Regions from separate parts of the Homo sapiens genome. Here region 2 is linked to region 1. A link is an interaction called in ENCODE POLR2A ChIA-PET data of the cell type or tissue named here. Cell type or tissue: GM12878. All regions are shown on one strand. Each heading gives the region's core, and the rest is flanking DNA. Links, peaks and the distances in the headings are about the cores only.

The links. ChIA-PET counts read pairs that join two places held together with the same protein. Peaks named below come from ENCODE experiments on the same cell type or tissue, not always from the same donor. Only the 100,000 strongest peaks of a DNase experiment are listed, where the experiment ranks them.
Region 2: POLR2A ChIA-PET joins it to region 1 with 14 read pairs; 3 of 35 experiments call an interaction of 5 or more read pairs at or near these places.

Annotation. Positions count from the first base shown.
Region 1 is chr2:158,213,081-158,216,013 of GRCh38, reverse strand. The region is part of intron 11 of CCDC148 (coiled-coil domain containing 148); the gene reads left to right. The region is part of intron 4 of CCDC148-AS1 (CCDC148 antisense RNA 1); the gene reads right to left. Among named protein-coding and RNA genes, the nearest start is that of CCDC148-AS1, 48 kb to the right of the region's middle. In GM12878, for the core only: no CTCF peak of the experiment used is centred there; a DNase peak (open chromatin) is centred at 1,360.
Region 2 is chr2:158,445,897-158,448,829 of GRCh38, reverse strand. The region is part of intron 1 of CCDC148 (coiled-coil domain containing 148); the gene reads left to right. It also overlaps the pseudogene RN7SL393P. Among named protein-coding and RNA genes, the nearest start is that of CCDC148, 9.4 kb to the left of the region's middle. In GM12878, for the core only: no CTCF peak of the experiment used is centred there; no DNase peak of the experiment used is centred there.

The sequences.
Region 1 (2,933 bases), core at 138-2,637:
TATTTTCTCACTATTCTGGAGGCTAGAAGCCCAAGATCAATGTGCCAGCATGGTCAGGTTCTGGTGAGGGGTCTCTTCCTGGCTTGCAGAATGGGGCCTTCTTGCTGTGACTTCACATGGTGAAGAGAGTTAGCAAGTACTTGAGTGTCTTTTCTTACAAGGGCGTGACTCCCACCGTGAGGGCTACATATCCAAATACCATCACATTGCGGGTTAGGCCCTCAACATATGAATTTTGAGCAGACACATTCAGTCTATAGCAACCATTTGTGTAAAAAAAGCATTTATGTATGTACAAATCGACTATTCACTACTAACTTCTATTTATAGGTTGCTGCTGGCATATAAGTCCTTTGTGCTAGTTAGAAAAAGGTGCAGCACACCAACGTGGCACATGTATACATATGTAACAAACCTGCACATTGTGCATATGTACCCTAGAACTTTAAAGTATAATTTAAAAAAAAAAAGAAAAAAAAGAAAAAGGTGCCTCCTTCTGTTGGCATGTGCATATTGCTCCTACTACAAGTGGACAAATTACGAAAAGACTCCCTTCTGAACCATGGCATACAGCTTGACAAGCAGAGGCAAAGCTGGATGTCATACTTCTTTTGTATCTCTGGGTCATGGGTCATTTTTGTAGAGCACAAACTTCAAAATGATACATGGTATCTCTGCAAATAAACCTACCTAATTCTTTTAAAATAGTATATATTATTCATATTTCTTCTAAAATTTAGTTCTGTAGCCATCTGGAACTTATTTTAATGAGTGATATGAGCTAAATTGTTCTAAATTGATAGCCAACTATCTCAACACCAATTATTTAATGATTCATCTTTACCCACTGATTTAAAATGCCACCTTTGTTATATGTTACATTTCTAATTATACTTTTATATCCATATGGACTCTTGATTAGATTAAAAACTGATCTATGTTTATAGTTCTACATTGATAGTGTCCTGTTCTAATTATTCTGTTTTGCTATCTAGTAGAACAAGTGTTCACTCATTGTTCTTTTCAAAAATATCTTAGCTATTCTTATGTCAAATTTCACTTAGAAATGTTGTTGATTTTTTTTGTATTGAAATTTTATTAAGGAGAGCTGACACGTATACCAAATTTAATCTCCAGCCTGGGGACATGCTTCCAAATAGCTCTACAGCTCTAGACTTTTGCTAGATCCTTTAGAAAAGTTCATCTTTTTTTTTTTCTGGGGAGGACAGAAATTATTTTTGAAATAGGTAGAAATTGGTGACCAAGAAGCCAATTATAAGTTTCCTTCAGTAAGCTCTGTGAGAAAAAGTATCTGAACTAAGGAAGTGACAGCGGGAAGCAGAAGTGCTACAAAAGCTGACAGATGTGTGTGCAGTATTTACATGAGTTAGAGTTGATGACTCATGTCATCAGGGTTGGAGGCTAAAGGAAGACAAAGAATGAAACATGACCCTGAATATTATTGTGCTTTTTCTGGCCTCTTGGGTTGAAAGCTTTAGTTATTTTATTTTCAATGTATTTTATTTCCTAATCAATTCACTCGACTATAGTTTTTATTTTCCTGTTTATTTTTGGCCATATTCTACAAAGTTTGAAATATTGTGTTTTTATTACCTAATTTCTAGTAGTTTTCATTTCATTTTTTATGTTGCAACAATAAATTGGTGGATATTGGGGTGCTTGCCACAGGTAAGTTTCAGTTTCATTGATTGTCTTGTGATGGGCTTCAAATTGGTGAGCAAACTGGATAGCGAAATGTATAAAAGTTAAAATGCTAATCAAAATATGAGTATTAAGTGAAAGATACCTTTAGTTTTCTTGGGTAACAAATGACAGTCTTCAAAATAGACATAAGAATGTATCTTTGTCTTTTTTTTTTTTTTTTTTTTTTTACCACAATGTTTATTCTTTGTGTTCTTTAGTTTCTGTAACTCTATGCTCCAAGTTCCTTTCTAGCCATCCCAAAACGTTGCCACTTAGCCCTCATGGTAATTTTTACCCAAAGTCTTCTCCCCCTCCCCCTACCCCACCACTGCTGAAAGCTAAACTGTCTCTCTTTCGCATGCAGTAGTTGTTCTTTCTTTTCAGCAGGGCACTGACTGCACTTCCTAACTAACCTTGTTGGGACCAATACTGGTGCCCTGGTCACTGCAGTGTAGAGTTCTCTACAGCTGCAGTGATACTTTGATGTATATGTTTATTTTGTTTTCAGGTGTTTTTAAACACTTACCCTGTTCCCAGAAACTTTCTTTACTGAGCATTCTTTATGTTGGGTAGTGAAAGATTCTACACACAGGGAGGAGTAGAAAGCTAGGATATGTAACGGTCATATCTCATTTGTTGTATATCTTTAGCATCACTGCTTTCTATTATCAGTGACTGTTGCAGAGCATGCAAGCAGAAATTAGACCATTCTTCCAAGCACAGGGGCCTTTCTCCCCTTTACATTATGACATTTTGAAAATGCTTATTACAATGTTCAATCTTTGACTTTTCTGAAGTTCAGCTCTGTTGTAGTTAACAATCTTATTCCTCTGTATTTGCCAATTATTGCTTTAATAAGGATAATTATATTGTGGCCTTTCATCTACTTATCTCCATTGCTGTTTCTTATAATTTAATAAATAGCTTGCTTTTCTCATTTTACCTCCTTTGTGCTAATTTTAATGTTTTAAAAATGTTTTAACAATATACTCCAGAAGATAATTTTAAAGATCTCTAAAAGCAGATTTACTTAGCTAAGGAGTTCCTCTAGATATCATTTCATGACCAAAAAAACTGAAGTTGGGTACAACCAACAAATGGATGCTACAGGTTCTAAGAACTTTATCAGTCAATGCTCATGTAACACTAGAGCAGCTGTTATTCCATTCTTTGCTACATTAGAATCACTTGGGGAGCCTTTGAAAGTCCTGATGCCCAGGCCAGACTCC
Region 2 (2,933 bases), core at 270-2,769, 230 kb before region 1:
AAAAACAACAACAACAACAAAAACCCAATTCCACTTATAATAACATGAGAAAGAAGACAATATTTAAGAATAAATTTTAGAAAACAAGCATAAGACCTCTAATCTATAGATTAAATGTCATCTCTATCAATATCTTAGCAAGCATTTTTATAGGAATTGAGAAGTCAATTTTAAAATGGAAATACAGGCCGGGTGCAGTGGCTCATGCCTGTGATCCCAGCACTTTGGAAGGCCGAGCGGGGTGGATTGCTTGAGCTCAGGAGTTGAAGACCAGCCTGGGTAACATGGCAAAACCCTATCTCTACCAAAAATACAAAAATTAGGCATGGTGGCTCACACCTGTGGTCCCAGCTCCTCAGGGGTCTGAGGTGGGAGGATGGCTGGAGCCCAGGAAGTCAAGGCTGCAGTGAGCTGTGATCACACCACTGAACTCCAGCCTGGATAACAGAATGAGACCCCATCTCAAAAATAAATAAAAAAAAAATAAAATGGAAATACATATCAAAAACAATCTTGTAAAAAAAAGGTAAGAGTTATTACAATACTAATTTCAAAACTTATAAAGCTATAATAATAGGATGTAATATTGGCATAATGATAGACACTTAGATCAATGAAATAGAAGGTACAGAAATTAATATATTTACAATCAGTTGGTTTTCAGCAAAGATGACAAGGCAGAGCAATAGTGAAAGGGATTTTTTTTAAAGAAATACTACTGGAATAATTGCATATTCATATGCAAAATACTGAACTTAAATTCTTACCAAACACCATACAGAAAAAAATTTATATATATCACAGACCTACCTGTAAGAGCTAAAATTATATCTGAAAACAGTAGAAAATCTCTGCAACCTTGCTTTTGGAAAGGTTTCTTTAGATACAATACCAAAATTGTGATCCATTAAAGAAGAAATTGATAAATTGCATTTTATAAAAATGAAAAGTTTTGCCCTCCAAAAGATACTGGTAAGAAAGTGAAAAGACAAATAACAGCCTGTGAAAAAATTCCTAGGTCAAATATCTGATAAAGTACTTGTATCTAGAATATATAAAGCATGCTAAATGTGAAAAATAAGATAAGCAATTCAATTAAAAATAAAATGTTTTAATAGAGATTTCACCAAAAAGGTATACAAATGATTAATAAGCACATGAAAAGATGTTCAACATATTAGGGAAATGCAAATTACAACCACAATACGATACCAGTACACTACCAGTAAAATGGTTATAAACCAAAAATTGACAATACACAGTGATGACAAAGATGTGAAAAAACTGCAACTCTCATAAATTGCTAAATGTGTAATGGTATACACACTTTTTGGAGTCATTTAGCAACTTATTGAAAACATAAACATAGCCAGACACAATGTTGCATGCATGTAGACCCAGCTTCTCAGATGGCTGAGGCAGGAGGATCCCTGGAGTTCAGGAGTTCTGGGCTATAGTGCACTATGCTGATCAGGTGTCTGTACTGTTATGCATCAATATGGTGACTTCCTGGGAAGAAGGGACCACCACGTTGCCTCAGGAGAGGTGAAGCAGCTCAGGTTGGAAACAGGGCAGGTCAAAACTCCTGTGCTGATCAGTAGTGGGATTGCACATATCGATACCACTGCACGCCCGTCTATGCAATGTAGAGAGGCCTATTCTCTTTAAAAAAGAATAAGTCATATATATAAATATAAACTTATACCATATGACCCAGCAATCTTACTTCAATAGAAATAAATATGTATGTCCACACAGACTTTTACATGAACAGTAGCAATATTGTTAATAATAGCAAAACATTGGAAATAATCTAAATATCACCTGATGATTGACAAAACAAAACATGGCATACTCGAATACTATTCATCTCTAAAAATAATGAACTACTGATACATGGTACAATATGGATAAACCTCCAAAATATTATGCCAAGAGAGAAAAAGCCAGACAAGAGGCCTCATTTGTATGATACCATTTATATGAAACTCCCAAAAAGGGAAAAAATATGGAGATAGAAGACAGATCAGTGATTACCTTAGACTGGGATGGGAGGATTTAATACAAGTGGTTATGACTGAATGTTTTCTGGTGATGTTAATGTCCTAAAAGTGGATAGTGGTAATGGTTCCACAACAATACATTTATTAAAAATAATACAGTTCTAATGGGTATATTTTATGAATTGTAAATTAGACCCCAATAAAGCTATTATAAATAAAAAACTTTAAAAATAATGGCATAAACACATCTTAAAACTCCCTTATATGAACACTTAATAAATTTGAAAACATTTTCTAACATGATTAAAAATATTCCTAATGGCATTTCAGTGGCTCAGAACCCAGCTGTTAAACATTAAAAAAAAACTTTGTGAGGAAAACTAGTTGACCTCAGAGAAGCCAGAAATTTACTAGAGAAAAAGACTAAATTACAATCTTTGCATAATTGGTGGATGGAATTGATTCTTTTTTTTTTTGAGACAAGTTCTTGCCCTGTCAGATAGCTAGAGTGCTGTGGTGTGACCATAGTTCACTGCAGCCTCAAACTCCTGGGGTCAAGCAATCCTGCCTCAGCCTCCTGAGTAGCTGGGACTACAGGCATGGGCCACCATGCCTGGCTAATTTTTACATTGTAGTTTTTTTGTAGAGATGGGGTCTCACTATGTTGCCCAGACTGGTCTTAAACCCCTAGCCTCAAATGATCCTCCCATTTTGGCCTCCCAAAGTGTTGGGATTACAGATGTAAGCCATAGCCCCCGGCCCTGGAATTGAAATTTGAGTATCATAGTTGATTACATAAAGCCTATTTTGTACTTCTTCCATATTTTTTCCAGTGTCTATTTTAATGACTATATTCATTAAAGCCAAGTATGGGGGTGAACTGTCCTTAGAGTTTGAATTCTTCTATGACCAACCATTAAACCAAGATTT